Linked DNA regions of Homo sapiens: region 2 is linked to region 1. The links are chromatin loops, found by intact Hi-C in ENCODE. Cell type or tissue: HCT116. All regions are shown on one strand. Links, peaks and the distances in the headings refer to the core of each region. The heading gives the core; the rest is flanking DNA. Region 1 has its middle 29 kb from the start of PEX5. Region 2 has its middle 17 kb from the start of NANOG.

Evidence for each region. Hi-C counts contacts between places; a loop is a spot of excess contacts. Peaks named below come from ENCODE experiments on the same cell type or tissue, not always from the same donor. Only the 100,000 strongest peaks of a DNase experiment are listed, where the experiment ranks them.
Region 2: a loop joins it to region 1, with 5 times the contacts of the local background. A loop is called at or near these places in 16 of 110 quality-filtered maps.

What each region holds. Positions count from the first base shown.
Region 1 is chr12:7,213,578-7,223,968 of GRCh38, reverse strand. It overlaps a transcript of PEX5 not described here. Among named protein-coding and RNA genes, the nearest start is that of PEX5, 29 kb to the right of the region's middle. In HCT116, for the core only: a CTCF peak has its summit at 4,147 (motif pointing left); a DNase peak (open chromatin) is centred at 4,108.
Region 2 is chr12:7,801,368-7,811,758 of GRCh38, reverse strand. No RefSeq gene overlaps it. Among named protein-coding and RNA genes, the nearest start is that of NANOG, 17 kb to the right of the region's middle. RefSeq lists enhancers at 3,459-3,958, 5,925-6,444, 6,445-6,966, 9,461-9,962 and a silencer at 4,627-4,786. In HCT116, for the core only: a CTCF peak has its summit at 4,690 (motif pointing right); a DNase peak (open chromatin) is centred at 4,678.

The DNA.
Region 1 (10,391 bases), core at 1,059-9,058:
TTCCAAGCAGCTCTCTTAGATCTCGCCTTGCTTCTTCTATTGGACTTTGTTGGCTTCCAGTCACAATTTATTTCTGATTTACTGGCATCTAGATTTAAAACTCTTTTTGAAAGCAGCTGGACCTACGTGCATTCATCTCCTTTTTCTTTTTATGTCTGTCTCTACTGACAGTCATCTTCCCATTTCTTCCCCTCTGTCCCTGATCCATGACCCTTAATCTTAATCATCTCTCCTTTCCTCCAGGTGAATCAATCCATCATCTTTGATTTTATTTTTATTCTTCCACCATTCCTATACTAATGAAAAAGCAATATATGCATTTTAAACCTCTTCAGTTTCTTCTTGATTTTTTTGGCAAATCTGATCCCCAGATTTAGTGCTCCATGCACAGGCTCCTTTAATTGCCTTCTTGGGTAAGAAATAATTTCACTGGGCCTGGCACAGTGGCTCAAGCCTGTAATCCCAGCATTCTGAGAGGCCGAGGAGGGTGGATCACCTGAGGTCAGGAGTTCAAGACCAGCCTAGCCAAGATGGCAAACCCCATCTCTACCACAAATACAAAAACTAGCCAGGCATGGTGGCATGTGCCTGTAGTCCCAGCTACTTGGGGGGCTGAAGCAGGAGAATTGCTTGAGCCTGGCACGGTGGAGGTTGCAGTTGAGTCGAGATCGCGCCACTGCACTCCAGCCTGGGTGAGAGTGAGACTCTGTCTCAAAAATAATAATAATAATAATTTCACTGAATTGCTTCTTTTCTTAAAAAAGACAATACATTCTTTTAATAATAAGGACTGTTTTATCTCATTTTAATATTAATACAATCTAAATGGCAACTTGGGGGAAATCGTAGTCATGATCAGAACCAGGGATGGATCCAGGGAGGAGACTAAAGTTTGTGCAGTTCGAGGAACCCTCTATAAGTAAAAGAATACAAAATTACCAATATGAAATTCCATGGTCCTACTTCAGCCCTCTCCAGTTCAAGGAGAAGTATGGCAGAGAGGGGGTTGGAGTGGAAAGAGTCATCTTAACTAACTGCATTGAAAATAGTTTACTTTTGCAAAGTTTACAGAAGCATGTGCCCTTGCAAACACAGTGTCAGGGCCCCTCCCAGAACCTTGGAAGTAGCTGGTGCAGGGAAATTTAGGTCCTGAAGCTTAAACTTCATTAGCTTCACAATTAATCCACCTCTGTTCAGAAGCTGGTGTAATTAACAACTCCAAAGCAATTTGAGCTCTTGTGAGTGGAGATTCTTAAGGTAATTGAATCCAAGGTTAATGACACCACAGTTCTATCTTTAAGCCAGAAGACAGAGGAGGAACAGAATTTGGGCATCTGATCCAAGATTGTCCATCTCTGGCTGGTACTCAGAGTTCAAAGCCACATGCTCCCACACAGGTGATCTGTCCTACACATGCAGCTTCGGTGCACTTTGAAGTCCTGCCTGTGGCCGGGCGTGGTGGTTCACGCCTATAATCTCAGCACTTTGGGAAGCCAAGGTGGGTGGATCACTTGAGGTCAGGAGTTGGAGACCAGCCTGGCCAACATGGTGAAACCCCGTCTCTACTACAAATACAAAAATTAGTCAGGCATGGTAGTGTGCGCCTGCAATCCCAGCTACTCGGGAGGCTGAGGCAGGAGAATTGCTTGAACCTGGGAGGCAGAGTTTGCAGCAAGCTGAGATTGAGCCACTGCACTCCAGCCTGGGCAAAAAGAGTGAGACTCCAAGTCTGCAAACAGATTCTTTCTTTCCTTATTGAATCCTTCCTCATCTGGGCATGCTAAGGCCTCTGCAGGCCACAGGCATCTGCTGGGGCTCTGATAGGGCCCAAGACTGGGGGAAAGCCTATATCTACTTACCTCCCTTATGCCCCCATTTTACCTCACAGCTACTGCTACTCTGGTGCCTGAAATTGTTAACTTATTTATTTCTGGCCACTTACTCTTCTAGGCTAGATTTTGAGGGGAGTGACTCTGTATTTCCAATGTCTATAACTTAAACGATACTCAACTAATGTTTATTGAATGCTTGAATGGCACTGTGCTAGACATTTAAGAGAAATTATCTTATGTAAGAATTGGTTTTCAGAACATTACTTAGGCAATTTATATTTTCATTTCAAAGGCATAAGTTTTCAGCAATAAATAAAGCAAATTCCAATTTTCAAAAACAGAAGCAGTTTATTTCCAACAAACGTATACAAGCCACACATCTCTCCTGTCTCCAAAGATACACAAGACAAACCACAACATACTAACAGGTGGAGACCCTGAGGCCTCTTACTAAGTCTTAATCAGACATAACAGAGGAGGCAGGATGTTTATATGTGTATTTATCATTTGGCTGCTTTTCAATTAAAACCACATAGAAGTAAAACAAGAAGAAAAATTTGCTATGAAAAAAAGAACTGCAGCACTGTCTACATGACATAAGGATAGAGATGAGGTGTAAAAAGAGTTGTTTTGCTTGAGAAAACAGCTTAATTAGCCTTTCACCACTGTGAAAGGAGAGTCCTCATGAGCTGATCTTGAAGGATGCTGTAGAGACAACAGAATAAACAAGAAGCCCAAAATAATCAGGTGATGTCTCAACTTCCAGTTCAATGGAATCATAATTATGTACCCTGGTAGACGTATTCATCCCTTGAGAACTAAGAATCTAAATCAAAGTTTCCAAAGTTGCAGGAACAAAAAGCACACATTTTGTGTGTGGATAATAGATAACAATGAAGAAAGCCACTTCTCCTTCCACCCGTTTGTTCCTAGACCTATATTTTCTGACTATGGGAGAGAAACTACCATATATTGGTCACTGATTCTGATCAGACACTACATCTTATAGGACAGAACCCTAACCCCTCATGGCATTGTCACTCAGCTGATGCCATAATTGAGTTGTCAACAAACTATTTCATAATTCTATCAGGCCAGTTACTTCTGAGTGATGAAATGATATACGTAAGATTGTTGAATAACATGGGTATGAACATATTGCCTGGGTTTTTTGCTGTACAATGAATTCGTAGTACAGAAGCAGTATTACATAGGATACCATCATGGTGGATAAGAATTCAATACATCCAAGAATCATAGTGGCAGCAGAAATGTCATGCACAAGAAAGACAAATCCATATCAAGTAAGTATCTATTCTAGTGAGGAAAATAATCTTGTCCTTATCCATGATGGAAGAGATCTAATATCATCACCCTGTTCATTGGTCCAATGAGCAGCACTGAAGTGGCTTGGGAAAGCAGCTGGTTGCCATTCACAAAAAAGGTCATCTTGCCAAGATGACTTTTGAGCACCACCTCTATAACAGATGACATTTAGTGAGCATTCACATGGAACACGAATATCTCCACACCTGTGCCCTTACAAAAGATTGATCTACATGCTTCTTCTCTAATTCATAGTCAGTCCTCCCTAAGTCCCTGAACATAGAGCCAAACCATCCGCCACTACCCGTGAATCAGCTTAGATCCATAACTTCTGGCCTTTCTCCTTCCAGGTAAAATGGACAGCTAAGTGCACTGCTCAAAGTTCTGACCATTAAGAAGATATTTCTTCCTAACTGCCTTTCAGGATCACCCTTGGGGAATTCTATAATGCCGTGGTCATCCACTTTTAGGAGGTACCAGCATATCATCAGAACCATCTGTAAATCAGACCTGAATTTTTTTCCTAGTCAATTTGTCATAGGAAGTTCCCCACGGAGCCTAGGTGGGGATTAAAGGAGAGGTGGCAATGCATCAAGATTAGATGCCACTGAAGATGTTAAAATATAGAAAGGAATGCGTTTCAGTGAGTAATAGCTAACATTTTTTAAACTTATATGGCAGGAACTATTCCTTATGATGATATGTAATAATTATTCTAATCTTACCAATAACCCTGGGAGGTAGGGTTTTTCTTAACATTCCTATTCTGCAAAGAGGAAAACCAAGTTAAGTCAGTCATCTAAGGTCACCCAAGTAGCAAATGTGGTACTGTGAAGGTGGGCAGTCAGACTCCTGAACCTATGCTCTTAACTCCAGACCTTGAGGCCTAGCAATCTTGGGTAGATGGAGGAGAAAGCAGAAAGAGAGATGGCAGCAAATCTCTTGGTTGCTACTAAGGTCCTTTGGCGCCATCTGCTGTTTAGTGCCAGAGTTGGCAATTCCAAATAGTTTGGACTCCTATGATTGATGCTTTTTTCTTTCTCTTACCTGGAACACATATGCCTATCATGTTGTCTTCTTCCACTGTTAGGTCAGCTATTCAAACAAAAACATTGAGATTATAGATCTCATTTTAACTTCCTAAGTGAGCCCAAATACGGGCCAGAAGAGTGTTGGTGTCCATTTCTGTTTGAATGTTGAAGGCTGTCTGACTTTGTGCCTGCTTCTAGTATGGTCCAAACAATTGAAGATATTTTGGCTTTGAGAACACCATAAAGAAGAATGAGATCCTGTCATTTGCAACAACATGGTTGGAACTGGAGGTCATTATGTTAAGTGAAATTAACCAGGCAAAGAAAGATAAACGTCACATGTTCTCACTTATTTGTGGGAAGTAAAAATTAAAACAACTGAACTCACGGAGATAGAGTAGAAGGATGGTTACCAGAGGCTAGGAAGGGTAGTGGGGTGGGTGGGGGGGAGTGAGGATGGTTAATGGGTACAAAAGAATAATTATAAAGAATGAATAAGACCTAGTATTCTCTAACACAACATGGTGACTATAGTCAAAAATAATTAATTATACATTATAAATAACTAAAAGAATATCACTGGAGTGTCTGTAACACAAAGGATAAATGCTTGGGTAATGGATACCCTATTTACCCTGTGTTTATTACATATTGCATTCCTGTATCAAAATATCTCATGTAGCCCATAAATATATATACCTACTATGTACCTACAAAAATTAAAAAATTTTTTTCAAAAAAACACCAAAAAGTAAGAGAACTGCAAATATATAATAGTGGTAGTCATGGTAGGTTTTGCTGCCTAGTAGCGGCTGCCAGATATTGCTAATGGAGTCAGCACAATAATCTTTTTAAACTGATGAAGCCTTTGAAAATTGTGTCGTTAGAAAGATTTTTTAAACCAAGTTAAGACAAGAAGTTTCCTTCTTTACGACGTGTTAGATTAAGCCATTCTGCAGGGATTGGGGGATAAGGGTTCCCAGATTGTTAGAAAACTTCAACTAGAGTAGAGTTTAGAGGAGAACAAAAGATATGACCCTGAGTGGCAGTTCTATCTCAAGACAAGGTCCCCATTGCCTTAGCAGATTAAATACGCAGTTTGCTAGAAGACAAGCTGTGTGAGTGTCTTAGCCTAAGGTTGTGAGTGGGTTGTTTTACCCTGATTCAACTATCTCTTTCCTTTTCTTTGAAACACAAGGCCGCCATTTAATATGTGTCAAAACTTTAATAATTTTCATCTATTGTTTGAACAAATGAGGATTTGTTTTCCTACATGAATTGTCCAAGATGGTAGGTAGAGAATCCAATATGAGTTCAGGATCCCAAGGAAACTCCAGCCCGTTCATTCAGAAGCAGTGTCTGCAGAGGCTGTATATTTCTAAAGAAAAACAAATGGGTAAATTGAATAAAACCCAGTCGTACAGTTTCCACTTGAGGAAACTTTGACCTAGAATAGTTTGCCCGTCTCTAGAATATTCTTATATTTAAAGACCAGAAAGTGTCTCAATTGCAATGAATTCCTACTTTAGTTGATATAAGAAAGACCATTAAGCATCTATATGAATCCTGGAAGGACTCTTAAAGGCTACTGGTGATAGGTCACTATCATAATAATCGTCAATAAATCATACCTCCCTGTATCCACATCTCTTTGCAGTGTGTCATTTCTTCTCTCTCCATCTCCCCATCAAGAGATGGAGTCTATTTCTTCACACCCTTGATTCAGGGTTGAACTTATAAGTAAAATAACGTCTAACTGATATTAGTTAGACTAACTAACTCCCCTCCCTGAAGTTGCCATCCCACTCTGCATGGAACTGAAACTGCACGTCTCTTGCTGACCACCACAAAGGGACAACAGCCAGGGACTGACTGTGAAGGGACTTAGGGTAAAGGCACAGTGCAGCCCGTACAACTCAGGGAGGGGAGGAATGTACAGGTGCACATGCAGGACACTCGCTATGCAGCAGGGCCTATAGTGTCCCTGTTGGCCCCCTAAGTCATTTCCAGCTTGGGTGTATGGGTGGAGGCTGCAAAGCCCCTGCAGCCAGCCCAGGCCACCAAGGGTCATTCTCCACAGGGACAGGCGGCCCCAGTTATGCCTGCCCTGATGCAGCAGTCTGACCTCCTGCCTGTGGGACCAAAGGCAGAGCCTTGTAAAATAAATAATTTGTTTTGACCAATGAAAGGTGACAGGAGTGAGATTGTGTGAGATCCAGAGACTTGCTTTTGAGAGGCTTTGCAGTTCCTGCTCTGTCATTTTGACACCCTGAGACCACCATGCTGTAACGAGGCCGTCTCACCTACTGAGGAATTCTCCTCCACCTTGGAACATCCCAGCCCTAGTTGAGGCATCAAATGACGGCAGGTGGCCCCATGAATGTTCCCCGGTGAGTACAGCGAAGAAGCGCCCAGATTGCCAATCCACAGAATAGTCAGAGATAATTAATTATTGTTGTTTTAAGCCACTAAATTTTGGAGTGGTTTTTATGCAGCAAGATATAACTAATATACTTCCCAAGAAAAGGTAAATCCCAAACCAAACTCTGAATGCTTTAAATGCACTTGCCCTTTACGAAAAACTTTCCTACTTGGAAAATGAGAACACATTCTTAATTGTCACCACCTTAATTTGCCCAAATCTACTAAATATGTTAATATTCCCCATGGGCTGATAGTTCATAGAACTAAATCTTAAAATGAAGGTTTTCTACTTGGGAAAGGTTTTTTCAAATGAAACACTGGATTACTTTGAATTATAAAGTCATGGTTAAAAGTAACTACTACATTGATGTGAAGAAAAAAAATAAACACGTATGAATTAGTGTGAATAAAGTAATAATTTATTAACAAAAGATTAAACATTCCTATTCTCTAACACAAACACTTTATCTCCTTTAAAAAGTTGTTGGATGGAAATAAAGGAAATCTTACTTTGGTTTAATGACTTCAGGGTCCCTGCTGTGTTACAAGAAAAAATACAAAAGAAATACAAATGGGCAATAGGCTAGTGATTAATAGTCACGTAAAGACTAAAGAGAAAATAAAAATAATACAAAAAGTTTTGGGTCTAAGTTTCTAAAAGTTGTTTTGTTTTTGACTTTTATTCCAGGTTCTGGGTCTAAATTTCATTCAAATATATAGTTACAGATTGAAAGATATTTTATTTACAAACCTTTTTGTCCTAAGATCTTAAAAACAAAAAATAGAAGTTATGATCGTAAAATAAATATGATAATTCAATTTTACTCCAAAGTAAATCAATTTGTGAACTTTGGACATACAATAGTTCTATATAAATATTCTCTCCCATTTTTCCCACAGTGTAAAATAAAAATGCAAACATGGTATTACAGCTTATGCAAGAGTTTGGATTTTCCTTTCTAAAATACTAGATTAAATGAAATTTAAATCACTTACACTTGCCCTGGAGATAAAGTAAGTTGTTATTACCTTTGTCATTATTTAAGAGTAGGTAATGTATATATGGGTGTGAGTGTTTAAGGAATTTGGGCCGGGCACGGTGGCTCACGCCTGTAATCCCAGCACTTTGGGAAGCTAAGGCGGGTGGATCACCTGACGTCAGGAGTTCAAGACCAGCCTGGCCAATGTGGTGAAACCTTGTCTCTACTAAAAATACAAAAATTAGCCTGGCATGGTGGCAGGCGCCTGTAATAGCAGCTACTCGGGAGGCTGAGGCAGGAGAATCGCTTGAACCGGGGAGGCAGAGGTTGCAGTGAGCCGAGATCGTGCCATTGCACTCCAGCCTGGGCAACAAGAGTGAAACTCCATCTCAAAAAAAAATTTTTTTTTAATTTAATTAATATATTTAAATTGATTACAAATAATTTAAATCGCGTCTTTGTAAAATGGCTTTTGTTTTGTTTTTGACTTTTATTCCAGGTTCTGAAGTACACATGCAGGTTTGTTACATGGATAAACTGCATGTCGCTGAGGTTTGGTGTACAAATGATCCCGTCACCCAGAAGAGTGAGCATAGTACCCAACAGTTTTTCAACCTTCATCCCCCTCCACCTCTCTGGTAGTCTGCAGTGTCTGCCGTTCCTATCTTTATGTTCATGTGTACTAAATGTTTAGCTGTCACTTATAAGTGAGAATCTGTGGTATTTGGTTTTCTGTTCCCGTGTTAATTTGCTTAGGATAATGGCCTCCAGCGGCAACCATGCTGCTGCGAAGGTCGTGATTTTGTTCTTTTTCGCGGATGCATAGTATTCTATATTGCATATGTATCACATTTGCTTTATCCAGTCCACCATTGATGGGCATCCAGGTTGATTCCACGTCGTTGCTATCATGAATACTGCTGCAATGAACATATGAGTGCATGTGTCTTTTGGGTAGTGATTTATTCTCCTTTGGGTATATACTCTGTAATGGGACTACTTGGTCAAATGGTAGTTCTAAGTTCTTTGAGAAATTTCCAAACTGCTTCCCACAGTGGCTGAACTGATTTACACTCCCACCAACAGAGTATAAGTCCCCTTCTCTCTGCAACCTCACTAACATGTTACTTTTTTGACTTTTTAATAATAGTCATTCTGACTGGTGTGAGATGGTATCTCATTGTGGTTTTGATTTGCATTTCATTAGTAATGTTGAGCATTTTTTCATTTATTTGTTGACCAAATGAATGTCTTATTTTGAAAAGTGTCTGTTCATGTCCTTTGTCCATTTATAAAATAGTTTTCTTAACCTTAGCCTTAGTGACTGCAAATTTTGCGGACTACAAAGTCACCCAAATGCATAATCTGAGTAAAATTTTAAGATGCCACGTCTCTGATAAATTTGGGTTATCAACAATAATTGTATTGCTCATTGATGCTAGCTTCAATATAATTTCTAAAATCCCAAGATGAATTTAGAACTTTTGACTAATATAATACTGATATCATTATCAGTATTATATTAATAGGTAATAGTCTATATCCGAAGATTTCCAAAGAAATTAGTTTCAACATCTATTCATGTTTTTAATGTAAAAACATGAATAATGTAACATTCACAATTTTTTAAGAGAATAATTCTTTTTTTATTTTATTATTATTATACTTTAAGTTTTAGGGTACATGTGCACAATGTGCAGGTTAGTTACATATGTATACATGTGCCATGCTGGTGTGCTGCACCCATTAACTCGTCATTTAGCATTAGGTATATCTCCTAATGCTATCCCTCCCCCCTCCCCCCACCCCACAACAGTCCCCAGAGTGTGATGTTCCCCTTCCTGTGTCCATGTGTTCTTATTGTTCAATTCCCACCTATGAGTGAGAACATGCAGTGTTTGGTTTTTTGTTCTTGTGATAGTTTACTGAGAATGATTTCCAATTTCATCCATGTCCCTACAAAGGACATGAACTCATCATTTTTTACGGCTGCATAGTATTCCATGGTGTATATGTGCCACATTTTCTTAATCCAGTCTATCGTTGTTGGACATTTGGGTTGGTTCCAAGTCTTTGCTATTGTGAATAGTGCCGCAATAAACATACGTGTGCGTCTTTATAGCAGCATGATTTGTAGTCCTTTGGGAATATACCCAGTAATGGGATGGCTGGGTCAAATGGTATTTCTAGTTCTAGATCCCTGAGGAATCACCACACTGACTTCCACAATGGTTGAACTAGTTTACAGTCCCACCAACAGTGTAAAAGTGTTCCTATTTCTCCACATCCTGTCCAGCACCTGTTGTTTCCTGACTTTTTAATGACTGCCATTCTAACTGGTGTGAGATGGTATCTCATTGTGGTTTTGATTTGCATTTCTCTGATGGCCAGTGATGGTGAGCATTTTTTCATGTGTTTTTTGGCTGCATAAATGTCTTCTTTTGAAAAGTGTCTGTTCATGTCCTTCGCCCACTTTTTGATGGGGTTGTTTTTTTCTTGTAAATTTGTTTGAGTTCATTGTAGATTCTGGATATTAGCCCTTTGTCAGATGAGTAGGTTGCGAAAATTTTCTCCCATTTTGTAGGTTGCCTGTTCACTCTGTTGGTAGTTTCTTTTGCTGTGCAGAAGCTCTTTAGTTTAATTAGATCCCATTTGTCAATTTTGTCTTTTGTTGCCATTGCTTTTGGTGTTTTAGACATGAAGTCCTTGCCCATGCCTATGTCCTGAATGGTAATGCCTAGGTTTTCTTCTAGGGTTTTTATGGTTTTAGGTCTAACATGTAAGTCTTTAATCCATCT
Region 2 (10,391 bases), core at 931-8,930, 590 kb before region 1:
ATAGTCTGGGTGCAGTGGCTTATGCCTGTAATCCCAGAACTTTGCGAGGCCAAGACGGGCAGATCACGAGGTCAAGAGATCCAGACCATCTTGGCCAACATGGTGAAACCCCATCTCTACTAAAAATACAAAACTTAGCTGGGTGTGGTGGCATGCACCTGTAGTCCCAGTTACTCAGGAGGCTGAGGCAGGAGAATCCTTTGAACCTGGGAGGCGGAGTTTGCAGTGAGCTGAGATCACGCCACTGCACTCCAGCCTGGTGACAGAGCAAGACTTGGTCTCAAAAAAAAATGCATATAATTATTATTGTGATGATTTAAATGCAAATAATCTATGCACATCATCTCATGCACTTTAAATCATCTCTAGATTACTTTTAATACCTAATACAATGTAAATAATTGTTAAACTGTATTGTTTTTTATAGTTGTATTGTCTTTTTTCCCAAATATTTTCCATCTGTAGTTCTTTGCATCTGCAGATACAGAAGTCGGACTGTATATCACTATCCTACTTAAAATCCTTCGGCCGGGCGCAGTGGCTCACACCTGTAATCCCAGCAATTTGGGAGGCTGAGGCGGGCGGATCACAAGGTCAGGAGATCGAGACCATCCTGGCTAACACGGTGAAACCCCGTCTCTACTAAAAATACAAAAAAAAAATTAGTGGGGCATGCGGCGGGCGCCTGTAGTCCCAGCTACTCAGGAGGCTGAGGCAGGAGAATGGAGTGAACCCGGGAGGCGGAGCTTGCAGTGAGCCGAGATCGTGCCACTGCACTCCAGCCTGGGCGACAGAGGGAGAGTCCATCTCAAAAAACAAAAGAAAACAAGCCGGGCATGGTGGCACATGCCTGTAGTCCCAGCTACTTGGGAGGTTGAGGTGGGAGAATCACCTGAGTCCAGGCGATTGAGTCTGCAATGAGCCAAGATCGCACCACTGCACTCCAGCCTGAGTGACAGAGTCCCTATCTCAAAAAACAAAAAAAGTATATTATACTAAAATTTGTCTTCCCAAGGATTATAATTGTTTTTTATCGGAGGAGGGGAACAGGATATCACTGTATTGCCCGGGCTATTCTCCTGGGCTCAAGCAACTGTCCGGCTTCAGCCTCCTGACTAGCTTGGACTTCAGATTCGAGCGACCAAGCCTTTCACATTACAATTGTTTTTTTAATTAATTAACTATTTATTTATTTGAGATGGAGTCTTTCTCAGTTGCCCAGGCTGCAGTGCAATGGTGTGATCTCGGCTCACTGCAACCTTAGTCTTCAGGGATCAAGTAATTCTCCCGCCTCAGCCTCCCCAGTAGCTGGGAGTACAGGCACACACTGTCATGCCTGGCTATTTTTGTAGTATTGTAGAGACGGGGTTTCACCATGTTGGCCAGGCTGGTCTTGAACACCTGAGCTCAACTGATCCGCCCACCTCGGCCTCCCAAAGTGCTGGGATTACAGGCGTGAGCCACCGCGCCCGGCCAATTGTTTTTTTATTATTGAAAGGTAGGAACACTGAGAAAAGCAGGGAAAGAGTAGGACCTTCCTGGTAGGAGCAGAAACCCATAAACTTAGACAGGGTAAAGCCTGATAAATCCTACAGTCAGGCCAGGGGCAGTGGCTCACGCCTGTAATCCCAGCATTTTGAGAGGCCAAGGTGGACGGATCACTTGTGCCCAGGAGTTCTAGAGCAGCCTGGCTCACATGGAAAAACCTCATCTCTACTAAAAACACAAAAATTAGCAGAGTGCGGTGGCATGTGCCTGTAATCCCAGCTACTTGGGAGGCCGAGACAGGAGAATCGCTTGAACCTGGGAGGCGGAGGTTGCTTTGAGCCGAGATCGCACCATTGCACTCCAGTCTGGGCAACAGTTGGGAGACTCCATCTCAAAAAAAAAAATTAGCTGGGCATGGTGGTGCACACCTATAATCCCAGCTACTCGGGAGGCTGAGGTGGGAGGACTGCTTGAACCCAGGAGTTGGAGGCTGCAGTGAACCATGATAGCACCACTGTACTCCAGCCTGGGAGAAGACAAAAAAAGAGTACACTAAGTTTGGACCGGCCCATGTAGCTCATGCCTATAATCCCAGCTCTTTGGAAGGCCAGGGCAGAACAATAGCTTGAGGCCAGGTGTTCAAGGACAGCCTGGACAATGTAACAAGACCCCAGTCTCTACAAAAATAAATTTAAAAAAATTTTATTTCATAAAAACAATTAGCCAGGTGTGGTGGTGCATATCTGAAATTCTAGCCACTGGAGAGGCTGAGGCAGGGGGATCACTTGAGCTCAGGAGTTCGAGGCTGAGGTGAGCTATGATCGATCCACTGCACTCCAGCCTGGGTGACACAGCCAGACACTGTCTCAAAAAAAAATAAAAAATAAAAAATAAAAAATAAATGCTCATGTAAATGTAAACTGAAAAAAAGTAAAAAATAAAAATAAGTAATGTTAAAAATAAAATGATTGACCAGGCGCGGTGGCTCACGCCTGTAATCCCAGCACTTTGGGAGGCCGAGGCGGGCAGAACACAAGGTCAGGAGATCAAGACCATCCTGACTAACACGGTGAGACCCCGTCTCTACTAAAAATACAAAAAAAATTAGCCGGGCGTGATGGCGGGTGCCTGTAGTCCCAGCTACTTGGGAGGCTGTGGCAGGAGAATGGCAGGAACCCAGGAGACAGAGCTTGCAGTGAGCCAAGATCACGCCACTGCACTCCAGCCTGGGCGACAGATCAAGACTCTGTCTCAAAAAAAAAAAAAAAAAAAAGATTAAAAAAAATGAATGTATTCCTCATTCCTCCACAGCTCAGGTGACAGAAAACTGAAATCTATTTTTTTTTTTTTTTTTTTTTTTTTGGTGATGGTGCTGGGGAATGAACCCAGGGCCGTGTGCAGAAAGCTGAAATTTTATGGCTGGAAGTGCCCAAAACCAACAGAGCAGTTTGAAATTAGGAGTGAATTGGCTGGGCACGGTGGCTCACACCTGTAATCCCAGCACTTTGGGAGGCCGAGGCAGGTGGATGGTGAGGTCAAGAGATCAAGACCATCCTGGCTAGCACGGTGAAACCCCATCTCTACTAAAAAATACAAAAAAATTTTAGCCGGGTGTGGTGGCGGACGCCTGTAGTCCCAGCTACTTGGGAGGCTGAGGCAGGAGAATGGCATGAACCCAGGAGGCAGAGCTTCCAGTGAGCCGAGATCATGGCACTGCACTCCAGCCTAGGCGACAGAGCGAGACTCCGTCTCAAAAAAAAAAAAAAAAAAATAGGAGTGAATCCTACCAAAAACAACTAAAAAGGGGGGAAAAAAAACCATAGAGAAAGTCATTCCTAAAAGTCTGATCATATTTTCTGCCCAAATTCCTGACTGACCAGCGAATTTTGCAAGCACAGGTGTCTCCAGGCCAAAAAGCAGCAGATGAAGACCCTAGAGCAGGATAGAGAGATCAGCTGTTGCTCGTTGCTGGGAAGATAACGTTTTTGCCTACTAGAACAAAAATACAAAATGCCCAGAAGAACACAAGAGAATCCAGAGTTTCTACAACATAATATTTGCAACATCAAGCTTTCAATCCAAAATGACTAGCTCACGTCATCCCCCACAAGTGTTGGGCTGTGAACTACTCCTAAAGACTGGCAGTAGATCCCAGGAGCCTACCTCCCTGGTGCCATGTTGCTGGATGTCCCGCACCTGTCCCATACTGTAGCTGTGCTAGATGTTCTGATTCTAATAAACTCTGAATTTTCCTCAGCTAACGCATGATCTTGACCATGAATCTCCACAAGGATCTCTTATAAACTGTGAGGGAAGCTGAAGCCAATCCTATGACTCCGACACTCTGTTCAGCTTGCCTTCTGTTAGTCTTTGTTCAACCGTGGCCCTGTTCATACACACCTGCGGGCTTGCTACCCAATTTTCTAAAGCTAAATAGGTGACAAAAGAGAAAGAGAGGCCGGGCACAGTGGCTCACGCCTGTAATCCCAGCACTCTGGGAGGGCGAGGTGGGCGGATCACGAGGTCAGGAGATTGAGACCATCCTGGCCAACATGGTGAAACCCCGTCTCTACTAAAAAATACAAAAATTAAAAATTAGCTGGGCATGGTGGCGGCGCCTATAATCCCAGCTACTTCCCAGCTACTCAGGAGGCTGAGGCAGGAGAATCGCTTGAACCCGGGAGACGGAGGTTGCAGTGAGCCAAGATCACACCATTGCACTCCAGCCTCAGCGACTGAGCAAGACTCTGTCTCAAAAAAAAAAAAAAAAAGATGAAAGAGACTGATACACTTTTAGTTAAACTCCACAGCAACAGATTTCTTTTTTCCAATGTCCTCAGCAAATTTGTATCTTCATTACAATATCTAAACACACTCTTCCAAGAACATTTCCATGTCTGCCTGCTGGCTTAGTTTATAACCACTATGAATCACTTGTAAAAGCAGTGTCACTTATTCTGCTAAGGTTTTCAATCCATTTTTTTTTCCCTAGGGCCTCCAGTTTATTCCATTTAGAGGAACTTCTACTTCATCAAGTACATCTGAGTATATCTGATCCATCATTCTCAATTGATTTCTATCTTGAACCACATGTAATTGAAGAATATGTCTGGGCATCCATTCCCTTGTCCCTGAACATGTGATGGTTAAGGAAAGTTCCCTATCATTGTAAAACAGTTGGGAGATTGGTGAGCCCAGTGCCACGGTAGACCACTAGAGGGGGGTGTGACTCTCTCAGTGAGCTTAACATTGACTTAATGGCTTTGCCCAAAGAGGGACAGTCTAATCTGTGTTTCAAAAGCAAGAGTTCCAGTATTCTAGCATGTCCTAAAGGTATCAGTACAAGTACTTGAGTTATTTTCATATTTCAAAAATGTTCACGGAAATGTTACTTTTACTAGCAATTATTTAGTTCCATAGAGGCTACTCTTATGCTTTCCAAATAGATTTATCTATTATTTTTGTCAGATATGTTCTAAAAATAGAGGAAAAGCAAAAAATGCCTCCTAATTTTATTTCCTAGAGATAACTATTACTTTTATTTCTATATCTGTATCTATCTTTCCACACTTAATTTATCTCCATATATGACATGAATGGGATCACAACCTATAAACGAATCTGCTCTTTTACCTTAATAATGGAATTTTCCCATACATTTAAATCTGCTTCATCCTTTTTGTTTTTGTTTTGTTTTGTTTTGAGACAGGGTCTCACTCTGTTGCCCAGACTGGAGTGCAGTGGCTCAATCTCAGCTCACTGCAACCTCCGTCTCCCGGGTTCAAGCAATTTTCCTGCCTCAGCCTGCCAAGTAGCTGAGATACAGGCACTCGGCCAGCATGCCGAGCTTATTTTTGTATTTTTAGTAGAGACGGGGTTTTGCCATGTTGGTCAGGCTGGTCTCAAACTCCTGACTTTGTGATCCACCAGACTCAGACTCCCAAAGTGCTGGGATGACAGGCATGAACCACTGCACTTGGCCATCTTTTTTGTTTTTTATGGCTACATAAGTACTCCAATATATCATAACACATTTAAGGAAAGTCCTATTGATATACATTTAGATTTAAAAAAATATTTTTGGCCGGGCGCAGTGGCTCACACCTATAATTCCAGCACTTTGGGAGGCCGAGGTGGGCAAATCACCAGGTCAAGAGATCGAGACCATCCTGGCCAACACAGTGAAACCCCGTCTCTACTAAAAATACAAAAATTAGCTGGCTTTGGTGGTGCGCAACTGTAGTCCCAGCTACTCACGAAGCTGAGGCAGAATTGCTTGAGCCCGGGAGGTGGAGGTTGCAGTGAGCCGAGATCGTGCCACTGCACTCCAGCCTGGTGACAGATTGAGACTTCGCCTCAAAAATAATAAATAAATAAAAATAAAAATAAAAAATTGTTTAGCTATTACCAACAGTGCTGTAATGAGTATCTTTATGTGGTTGTTTGATTAATGCCTTGGCATACAGTCCTAGGGGGTGTATCAAAGGATGATCACATTTTACATTGCCATGCAGGTAACTGACATTAATTGTATATGTTCTATGAGCTAGACAAAATACATATTAGATGACAGAAATCACTTCAAGTATTATTTCTATTTACACAAAAGGGAAGACCTAAAAGCCTGCAAAATAATTTGCCCAAGGTCATAATGGTGGAGCTGAGATTTTAATGTGTGTATTTTCTTTTCTTTTTTCTTTTTTTTGAAACAGAGTTTCACACCTATCTCCCTGGCTGGAATGCAGTGGCATGATCTAGGCTGATTGCAGCCTCTGCCTCCTGGGTTCAATCAAGTGATTCTTCTGACTCAGCTTCCCGAATAGCTGAGACCACAGGCATGCACCACCACGCCCGGCTAATGTTTGTATTTTTTTGTAGAGATTGGATTTTGCCATGTTGGCCAGGCTGGTCTTGAACTTCTGGCCTCAAGTGATCCACCCGCCTAGGCCTCCCAAAATGCTGGGACTACAGGTGTGAGCAACCTCTCACGGCCTATTGTTTTTTGATTGTTTGTTTTTTGAGACAGCGTCTTTCTCTGTCGCTCAGGCTGGAGTGCAGTGGCACAATCACAGCTCGCTGCAGCCTCAACCATCAGGCTCAATTGATTCTCCCTCCTCAGCTTCCCAAGCAGCTGGGACTACAGGCAAGCACCACTGTGTCCAGCTAATTTGTTTTATTTTTTGTAGAGATGGGAATTTGCTATGTTGCCCAGCCTTGTCTAGAACTCCCGGGCTCAAGTGATCTTCCCACCTCAGCCTCTCAAATTGCTGGGACTACAGGTGTGAGCCATGGCACCCAGCTTTCATGTAACCTAGAATGAAGCAGGACTCTATCAACTTTCCCCCAAACTGAGAATTGTTACTTTTATTTCCTAAATAATTTATTATTTATCTATTCATCTGAAATGTAAATTTTGGGCGTATGTTTTTATCCTCCCAGAAAATGTTTGTATCTATGTGACTTATATTTTTTAATTCAAATAGAATAAATCATTCATATGGTTTTGTGCCTTGTTTTTCTTTTTTTTTTTTTTTTTTTTTGAGACAGAACCTTGCTCTTGTCATCTAGGCTGGAGTGAGTGTAGTGGCTTGGTTTCTGCTCACTACAACCTCCACCTCCTGGATTGAAGCGATTCTCCTGCCTCAGCCTCCCAAGTAGCTGGGATTACAGGTGCCCACCACCACGCCCGGCTACTTTTTGTATTTTTAATAGAGACAGGGTTTCGCCATGTTGGCCAGGCTGGTCTTGAACTCCTGACCTCGCGATCTGCCCAGCTTAGCCTCCCAAAGTGCTGGGATTACAGGCGTGAGCCACTGCTCCCGGCCTGTTTTTCTAACTAATAATATAGTGATCTAAACTAGAATTCTTAATCAAATATGCAGTTTCTATATATATTTGGTAGTCTTCCTGGACTCTCTACCTTGTAAAATTGATTTAGTTGTAGCTGTACTAGAGCAGATATACACTGGTTGCTGTAGCAGAAACTATTCGTTTTCCATTCACATACAATTATCTTAACTTCTTCTGAAGGCCATGTCTTTTAGTTAGGAGGTAAATCTTTTTATTTTATTTTATTACTATTTTTTTAGAGACAGGGTCTCCCTCTGTCACCCAGGCTGGAGTGCAGTGGTGCGGTCATAGCTCATTGCAGCCTCAAACTCCTGAGCTCAGGCAATCCTCTAGCTTCAGCCTCCTGACTGGCTAGGACCAAAGGCACGCACCATCACACCTGGCTAAGTTTTTAAATTTTTCTGTAGACATGGAGTTTTACTATGTTGACCAGGCTGGTGTCAAACTCCTGGCCTCAAGTGTTCCTTCAGCCTCGGCCCCCAAAATACTGGGATAACAGATGTATGCCACTATACCCAGCGGTGGGAGGCAAATTGTAATGATCTCATTCGCTTTGCCAAATTGTTAGTTTAATCATGGGCTTATGTCAATTTTGGATAATATGTGAGGAGAAGTCACAGAAAGACTTCTGAGATTTTTCTGGATTTTCAATTGTCTGCACATAAAGTCAATATCTGCAACTACCCTTAATTATAGCAATACCAGCGATCAGTTCTGATCTCTAAATATTATTCCTTGCTAAAAGTAACTAATGCTTCTTGGAGAAATGGCCAATTCTAGAAGAATGTGTAAAATGGGCTGACAACCAATTGCACAAAAACAACAACAAAAACAAAATTAGCTGGGCGTGGTGGCGGGCACCTGTAATCCCAGCTACTTGGGAGGCTAAGGCAGGAGAATCACTTGAACCTGGGAGACAGAGGTTGCAGTGAGCCGAGATTACACCACTGCACTCCAGCCTTCCAGACAGGAGCGAGACTCCATCTAAAAAGAAAAAAAAGCCGGGCCAGTGGCTCACGCCTGTAATCCCAGCACTTTGGGAGGCCGAGGCGGGCAGATCACGAGGTCAGGAGATTGAGACCATCCTGGCTAACATGGTGAAACCCCGTCTCTACTAAAAATACAAAAAATTAGCCAGGTGTGGTGGTGCATGCCTATAATTCCAGCTACTCAGGAGGCTGAGGCAGGAGAATCACTTGAACCTGGAAGGTGGAGGTTGCAGTGAGCAGAGATCACGCCACTGCACTCCAGCCTGGGCAACAGAGCCAGACTCCGTCGCAAAACAAACAAACAAACAAAAGCAAACAAAAAAATCCATAATCTCTAACATAACTGTTGAAGAAGGAAAAAAAAACTCCAAAAATAATTTTGATTAGGGTGGTATACTTGAGCCAGGAACAGTGGCTTATGTCTGTAATCTCAAAACTTTGGGAGGCCAAGGCAGGTGGATTGCTTGAAGCCAGCTGGGATTACAGGCGCCCGCCACCATGCCCAGCTAATTTTTTTGTGTTTTTAGTAGAGAAGGGGTTTCACCACATAGGCCAGGTTGGTCCTGGACTCCCTGACCTCAAGTGATCCACCCACCTTGACCTCCCAAAGTTCTAGGATTACAGACATGAGCCACCACATCCGGCTATGAAATCATTCTTTGATCATCTCCTTACTTCTGTCATATGTAACACACTGTTTCCCAATGAATCCTAATCTAGGCCCTTATAAATAGGCATAATCATTAAAATAGACTAATCTCTGGTCTTGCTCCCTTCCAATACCTTCCCGTAGTACAGGGAGAACAATCTAAAATGCAAATCTAAGTATGTTACTCCTTAAAGCTTTTAAAGGCTCATATTTTGCCTATCCTATTTTAGTGTTTCTCTAGTATACCGTCTTATGCTACCATCCTTTCTCCCTTTTTTTTTTTGAGACCCCATCTCTACTAAAAATACAAAAATTAGCTGGGTGTGGTGGCACATACCTGTAATCCCAGCTACTCGGGAGGCTGAGGTAGAATTGCTTGAACCCAGGAGGCAGAGGTTGCAGTGAGCCACTACACTCCAGCCTGAGAGACAGAAAAAGAGTCCATCTCAAAAAAAAAAAAAAAAAAGCTGGGCATGGTGGCTCATTCCTGCAATCCCAGCACTTTGGGAGGCTGAGGCAGGCAGATCACGAAATCAGGAGTTGGAGACCAGCCTGACCAACACGGTGAAACCCTGCCTCTACTGAAAATACAAAAATTAGCCAGGCATGGTGGCGTGTGCCTGTAGTCCCAGCTACTTGGGAGTCTGAGGCAGAATTGCTTGAACCTGGGAGGCAGAGGTTGCAGTGAGCCGAGATTGCGCCACTGCACTCCAGCCTGGGTGACACAGCGAGACTCTGTCTCAAAAAATAAAATAAAATAAAGAAAAATAAAGATTAGCTTCAAGGCTAACAGAGTATCTTCCTATTGTAGCCTGAGCTCTCAGAAGCTAGAAGAGGGCTTGAGTGCAGAGTGCAGCATATTAGAGAGCACACTCATTAAGAAAACAAAAACAAAAGAACAAAAAACAAACAAACAAGAGTCTTCATCTGTCACACAGGCTCACTGCAGTCTCAAAATCATGGGCTCAAGGGATCACCCTGCCTCAGCCTCCAAAGTAGCTAGAACTACAGGTGTGCACGAGCATAACTGGCTACTTTTTTTTTTTTTTGTATTTTTTCTAGAGCTGGGGTCTCACTATGCTGCCCAGGCTGGTCTCAAACTCCTGGGCTCAAGCAATCCACCTGTCTCAGCTTCCCAAAGTGTTGGGATTACAGGTGCGAGCTGCCACACCCCGCCTATAGCATGCACTCTTGATTTTCTGAGAAACGATCAACAAAGTTTAACCCTGCTACTGCCTAAGCTCTCAAAGTGTCTGTCAAACTCTTGAGTTTATATGTATTTTTGAAGTTCAGTAGTTGAGGTCAAAACACCCACCTTTGGGGTTGGATCTGATCGAATTTGATGTTAACATTCTTGAGGGAAGCTTGAGTTCACTCCCAAGTTCTCACATATGGTGTCTGATAAGACATCAGAC